Regions from separate parts of the Homo sapiens genome. Here region 2 is linked to region 1. The links are chromatin contacts, found by Hi-C in ENCODE. All regions are on one chromosome and are shown on one strand. Each heading gives the region's core, a stretch centred on a gene start or an enhancer-like site at or near the end of the contact. The rest is flanking DNA. Distances are from core to core; before and after follow the strand shown.

What was found. A loop is a pair of places that touch in the nucleus more often than their neighbours do. Pooled maps may share reads with other maps.
Region 2: a loop to region 1 is called in a map of heart left ventricle, with 4 times the contacts of the local background. The contact joins the promoter of LINC02502 here to the enhancer-like site in region 1. A Hi-C loop is called at or near these places in 2 of 168 maps with a recorded cell type or tissue (heart left ventricle and prostate gland) and 2 of 50 pooled maps.

The regions. Positions count from the first base shown.
Region 1 is chr4:119,728,602-119,732,341 of GRCh38, reverse strand. No RefSeq gene overlaps it. Among named protein-coding and RNA genes, the nearest start is that of LINC01365, 74 kb to the left of the region's middle. Within about 2 kb of position 2,066, at least 12 of the 41 ENCODE cell types and tissues checked have a DNase peak (open chromatin) inside an H3K27ac peak, as active enhancers do; they include heart left ventricle, where a contact is called at or near this core.
Region 2 is chr4:119,937,807-119,941,546 of GRCh38, reverse strand. LINC02502 (long intergenic non-protein coding RNA 2502) reads right to left here and starts at 2,007. Exons shown (of 2, transcript NR_121639.1): 1 at 1,872-2,007.

The sequences.
Region 1 (3,740 bases), core at 817-3,316:
CATTGACAGTGACAGTCTGGGTGTTAGCAGTGGTGAAGACCTACAGGTCTGCAGCAACCTCAATTCTTGCCTCTTCAGAAGAAAGGATTTGACCTAAGGGCAAAAGGCAGAGGGAGAGACCAAGGCATGTTTCAGAACATGAGTGAAAGTTTCCTAAAAAGTTTAGAGCAGGAATAAAAGGAAATAAAGTACACATGGAAGAGGGCCAAGTGGGCCACTTGAGAGATTTGAATGTCTGATTTGACCTTTGACTTAGGGTTTTAGACATTAGCATTCTGCACATGTACTGGCCTGCCAGCACTTGGGAGGGGCCGCATGCACAGTGTGTTTACTGAAGTTGTGCACGTGCTTATTTGAGGTGTTTTTCCCTTACCAGTTGGGTGTTCCTAGAGGGAGGTCATATACCAATTAAACTCCACCATTTTGCCTTTTAATACGCAGGGTTGAGCCGACTCGCCCAGCTCCTGAGATCTTACCAGGAAGCTGCTGGTCATCTGTTTCAGCTGTTTTCTATCTATAGGGAGACTGCCTTTTTCTGGTGCTGGCTGCAACCAATTATTTTAAAGAGACAGTTTAACCACTGCTTGACCATCACCTGATGGTCACTTGACATTTCTGGTTGTGGGGAGCCTCTTGTGCCCTGTTCATGTCTGCCTACCTACCTACTGTCACATGGGTACTGAGAATAGGTCGGGTTTTTTTCCTCCTATTGTTTTTCATATTTTAGCCGTAAGTTAAAATCACGATACTGATGTGTTTGTACTGTTTAGTCAACACTGGTAAGTTCACACTGTCAGCATTTTTTTATCACTATTTACCCCTAACATTTTTTTCAAACATGCCTTTGAACCAAAAGAAGAAGGATAATTTTTCCTATTTTTCCATTTTCCTTCTCCATCTCCCTGTCATTTGGGCTGCTGTTTTGTAGAACACTCTATAAAGAAATGGTCTCTCAGAAGTGATGAAATACAAGAATTTAAAACCTCTTAATTGCTATGTTTGTTTCAAATCTTACAACACTGAATTCTAATTTAGTGCTCAACATTCCATATTAACATTCCAAGCATTCTTTTATCTAGCAATGATGCAAAATATCAAGCTGAAAGTCAATCACAAGAAGACATAACATTATTCCCACATGATTTAGGATTTGTTTTATTTTGTGTTCAGGTACCTGGGAAAACATTAGGAAAAAATATTTGCCATTGAAGGAAATCAAAATATTTCACCCCAAAATATATTTATTTGAAATATTTAAAGATGGCTGTTAAGAAGAGCTAGAAATACACGAATCGATGAAGATGTCTTCTGTCAGGGAGATTTGCATTTGGAGAGAAAATCTGCACTGATGCAACCAGGCTTTCTCCAAGGTCCTCCTTTGTGCAGATCCAGGAAAGATTCACTGACAGTCTGATACTTTTACAGGCCTAAAGGAAATATTTGCCATCTATACTCCCTGAAGGCTGCTACGTGTGAGGTTCTTCTACATAACAAAACCACTTTTCCTAGCCAGGTCTTCTTCTCCTGCCCTCCTAAAACCTGATTTAGCACCATAACCTTTTTTGGGGTCATGCTCTGAGCCCTCATTCTTTCAGTAACCTCAAGATGGTATATGAGCTTCCATGCCCCCTTGAAGGGTTGGAGTAATTACTCTGTGACTCTCCCCTGTGCACACTAATAAATTTCTATGACCTTTCTCTTATTAATCTGCTTTTTGTTAGTTATTTTTCAACAAACTTTTACAAGGTGAAGGGAAAGTTTTCCCTTGGCCCCTATACCATTTTCAGGTAACCTCCATGTCCATCACGCAATGTATAACTAATTAAACAGAATTTTTAGGATTCTTTTTACGATCTAGTGGAATCTTTTAGTGTGCTATAGAATGCATTAAATATGTCAGCTTATCTCTCATTTTTCCCAAGTTTATGATGTTGTGCTTTTAAATAACTGGCTAAAAGTGGAAAAATGATTCACAAACATTGTTTATGTTTGCTTTTGCCTGACTAATGGCAGTTGTATGACATGGCCCTGGCCAATGCGTAGGGAAAGCTGCCAAGTACACACAGACAGGCCAAACATCCCTAAAGATAAGCAAGTTACAATGCATGGTCTGTGGTGACACCAGATACCTGCATGAAGTAATTCTTCAAGATAAAAGAAATTCACTTAAGGGAAGTACAGCTTGTGTTAATAAATTTTCCTCTGGTAATTGATATTTTCTCATGAAATTCCAAAAATATCCTGCTGGATATTCATAACTGTTTGGGCAGATTTTCAGTTAAACGTCCCAGTTAATTTAGATGAGGGCCAAAAGTCACAAGGAGACATAGAGCTGACTTCCTCTGTCCCATACAAAAGCAACTGGGAAACTTTGGTTGATGCCTTGCTTTCAAATGGGTGCAAAACGTTGTTGCATTAACTTGGTAAGAAACTTAAAACTATTATTAAGAAATAATCAAGAGTTTAAAAAAAATAACCAGGCTTTATGGAATAAGCCGAGATGTAGACCTTTGGCTATAATGACAGTAACCCTGGGGTGAATTTAACCCAAAGGTGTTGACACCTTAGTAAAGATAAATGAGATTGTATCAAAGCGTTTTGACAAAATATTCTTTACTAATTTTGTATAGTTTGTTTTAAAGTATGTTAGTTTAGTCTTTAGCACTTTAAACCATATTTTAATGTCTTCTACACATAATTATTTAAATACCCCCAGCATGGACTTACCAGACTCTTTCTAAGATTAGGGTGGTGGATTGAAATTGTTATTGTAATCACTTGGGTTGGGACAAGTTCTACTTTTGGCACTTGAGTCAAAGGAGAGGAATGGCAATGCAACAGAGTGAAATCACCTTTACAAAAATTATGACACTGAAAGAAATCTGACCTAACTGACTTCATTTTGCCTCTAACCTCCAAGCTGCCCTTGTTCATTCCTGGAAATAGACCAAGCTAACTATGGGAGGAATTTAATTTATAGTTCAACTTTAAAACAAAGATGATCACAGCCCCTTCCTGAAACTAAACACCCTCCACTGCCACCTTTGTAAAACTAACCACAAGGAGTCATGTAGCCAGAGGTCACAAGACTTGTATCCACCCCAATTGCCCCTGTAAGATAATATCACTATTGTAAAACCTAAGATTGGTGTTTTGAGGTATTTTTCAGCCCCTGCATTCTGATGGACCAGCTAGTACCACCCAGACTAGTAACCCATGCCAAGAAACTGGCTCAACTGGTCTTGTGACCCCACCTAGGAACTGACTCAGTGCAAAAAGACAGCTTTGACCTCCTATGATTTTATCCCCATCCCAAGCAATCAACATTCCCCATTCCCTAGCCCTCTCTGCCAAACTATCCTAAAAAAATCCCCAGCCTCCAAATTGTGGGGGATGCTGATTTGAGTAACAAACTCCATGTCCTTCCGATTGGCTAGCCATGCAATTATTAAACTCTTTCTCTACTGCAATAGCACTGTCTCAGTGAATTGGTTCTATCTGTGCAGCAGGCGGGAAGAACCTGTCAGGTGATTACAAGAAAATATACTGACTTGGGCATGAACATGTCTGATTGATATTAATGGAAAAATATCTTTTGATTCTATCATTTTTCTCCATCTCACTATCATGGTCTAATTTCCTATCTTCATTATTTCTAACATAGCTGGAGACAGTAGCCTCCTTTTTAGCTCCTGGGCCTCCAATCTCCCTCTCCCCCAATCCACCCTTTACTCTGCATG
Region 2 (3,740 bases), core at 758-3,257, 210 kb before region 1:
GAAGGAAGAAAAGAGGGAGGAGGAGGAGGAGAAAGAGGAGGAGGGGTGAGAAATCTATTTTAGTGTTTATACTGGAGAAAAAGCCCCAGTGAACCCTGGAAATTTACAGGATTCTAAGGATATTTCCACAGTTCTAAGATAGAGATGCTCCCTTAGGTGCCTGGGAGTAAGGGTCATGTATCATGGTAAATTTCATAAGTATTTGTTTGCAATTCCATAACTATAACAAGTTAATAGTCATCTTCATCTTTTGACATAAACAAAATTCATTTTTCATTGTTTCTGTATTCTTTTACAAGTAAATATAATGGTAGTGATGACAAGGAGGATGTAGGCCAAGTACAACCTCTTTCTTTAAAGTTTTCATGGATCTCTGCTAGTAATAATATATTAATATTTATAAAGCAGATTCTGTCTTTAAAAAAAGCCATAATTTTATTTGAAAAAATAACTTCTCATTTAACATTCAAATGAATACCAAGAGTGCTCACAAAGGCCTCAACTGACTTTAATGAGAACAGAAGTTTTTAATGTCATATAAAATAAATGACAATAATCACAGAATAATTTTTACTATTAACATCCAGCGAAACTGGAGCAAACATAATGCCTTTGTGAAGAAACAAACATTTAAATCCCTTTTGTTATAATACACAAACTAAAATTTACTTATTTTGACAAAATACAAATGTGGCAATTGGTCAACTATTTTTTCCACTTGAGTTGATTACTGTAGCATCAACATAAAAAGCGAGAGAGCTTCCAACCAGAGCCTGGAGGTGAGCTGAGGCCCAGTGCAACCTACATCATTCCACTCCCTTTTTATGGATAGTGGAAAAACTAGGCACCAAATTCAGATTATTAATTTGAACAGATTAATTGATTCAAGGTATAATACAATGCTCCTTTTTAGAGTGAGATGTGACAGGGAAGAAATATTTGTTGTTGCAGGGAGCTATTTCTTTTTAGTAGTTGTTTTTCCCTGAAAAAAAAATTGTCACACTAATGGTAAACATAAATGTCCTCAGATGTTTACTGTGGGAAGGCTTGTACCTAATTTCCTAAAAATTATGATAAAAACTAGTACAAGGCATCAGCATTCATTACTGACAGAAAACTTTAAAAAAAAATCTGTTTTCTATCTCAAGGGCCTTGGACTTACAACCAAATTAAAATAACTTCTATCACTTTCACTTTCTAATATTCCCAATGAATGTAAAAAGTATACAAAAATAATCTAGGAACTGAGTCTCTTAAACAAAGATGTTATTAAATATATAGATACAAATTTTTTCACATCATAAAAAGCCTTGCTTGGATGCAAAGAGCCATCTCAAAAGCAGTATGCAAAAAATGAAAAATGTTGCACATCTTTTGTGATAATGAGCCAAGCAAAATAAAAATTCAGCTCCTCCATAGATACATTTTTTTTTAGCAGACAGAAAGGGAACATTGTCTTTATAGGAAATGTTTTTAGCAGAATACTATAGATTCTATAAAACCCATTAAAGGGTTATTGGTGTCCAGGACAACAAATGGCTTCTGGTAAGAAAATAAAGGGCTACTCTTTCTAAATACTAACATAACTACAAAGATTAAGACAAAATAAGTAAAGGAAAATATGTTCCCCTTAAAAATTGAATGTGAGTGGTCTGCAAGGTCCGAAGAAGGACACAATGAGCACTCTTGTTGTTTATCTTTCAGGCTGAGCCCAGTTGGGTACAATGAGGGGTGGCAGAAAGAGCACAGTCTTGCCTTGAAAGCTGGCCTGGACTCTAGTCAGTCCCTCCCTGCAATTTCCCAGGGCCACTTACTGACCCTTTCTCAGCCTCTGTTTTCATATCTAAAACCTAGAAATGATGAAAACCTACCTTGGAAGGCAGTAGAGAAAACTAGATGAGACCTCGGTAATGTTTCTAGTATGGTTCTGAGAATCTCTCCAATAAATTTTAGTTTCCGATATGTAGTTCGCTGGGTTAAATACAGAGAATGGTAACTAGTTGTAATGCTTTTAAAAATAGAGACTTATCTTTGTCAGTGGCTTTTTCAGGGCACTTCACTTGGATCTCATGCCAAGGCCTAGACAATCTTTGTTCTGTTCTCTTTATGACATCACCACCTCAACAGTTATATTTGTAGGCAATTGCTCTCATCCAAAACATATTATCTTCATCTTTGTTTCTGACTTTTTTTGATAGCTGGACTTCTCAATTATTTCTTCTTTCATTATGCAATGTGCTCCATGTTTTACTAGATTCCAAGCAGATGACAGTTGTTTTTTTATGCACCACGAAGGAAAGGTTGATTTCAGTGGTGATGGAAAACCAAATGGTTGTGGAATCTTTTATAAAATCCAAAGAAAATAAATAAAGAATAGAGGCAAGAGCACCACGTGTTGGGTAAAAGCCTGTGCTTTGAGATACACAGATCAAATTTTAAATGTGAACTCCCCTAACTACTAATGTGGTGACCAGGGCAAAGCCATTAGACCTCTGTACACCAAGGACCCCCGTAAAATATGGAAAATAGCCCCATCTCAATCTTACAAGAGCAGCTGTAAGGGTTAGACAAGATTGGGTACATAAAGTCCTTAGCATAAGACCTGACACATAATCTGCCTGTGGGAAATCATACCTATCATTATTATCACTCAGATTAAATATAAGATTTTTAAAAATTAGTACTTAATCTTGCATGTCTTATCTATGACATGGCAAAACTGCAAGCCAGGATGATGTCAACAAAGAAGCACTTTATTTTTCTCCAGTGACTAAAAAGCTTCTTTATGAGATTTTGTGCATCAAAATATTCTTTGTCTTTCATGATATTTCATAAATATTGAAAACAGAGATGGAGCAGGTAAACAGATGGCCATACACCTCAATTCTTCCCATCTCCCTGCCTTCAGACATTTACTAAGTCATCAGCATTTTTCTAGGCTGGGTATTGTTTGTGTACAGTGTGAAGAGGAAAGTACACCCGTTGGTTCTACCTCCAACATAGATGCCAAATCTCTCTTCTGCGTCTTTCATTCTTATTGCCACTCCCAGGATGAAGCCTTATCATAATTATCAGGACTATTGACTCCCTAACCAGTCTCCCCTCTTCCACTTTTGCCTGCCCTTCAACCTATTATCTCCCAGCAGCCAGAGCAATATACTAAAAATGTTTACCTGATTTGGATACTCCTATAGAGGCCCTTCAGGATAATATTCCAACCCCTCACTTTGCCCTGTGGACAGCTGTGTGACCACCCTCATATCTCACATAATTTCCCCAGGCATTTTTCTCCAGTCACATCAGCCTTCCCTGAGCCCCTCCCTCCAAAGGATCAAGCTATACCCACCTTAAGCCTGTTGTCTTCTCAGCCTAGAAGTTTCAGGCCCCTGGTCTAGAAATGCTGCTGCTTCTCATCCCAGAGCTCAGGTTTAAATGTTATCATTAAATGTTACCTCAGAGAGGCTCTCTTGGATGACACCTCTCTAACCCTGTAACATCTTTTTCTCCACATGGCAGCCTATCTCTCTTCCTTTCAGAAACACTAATTATAATCTGCAATATCCCATCTTATTTTATCATCTGTCATTAAGCCCCAGGCAAGAGGGACCCTGCCTGTCACATTCTCAATTATGTTCTCTACAAGGGTACTGCACATAACAGGACCTCCAGGAATACCTGCTGAGTAAATGAAAAATCAAAGCATTTGCAGAAGCAGAAGAAAAATTATTTTATATTTTCTT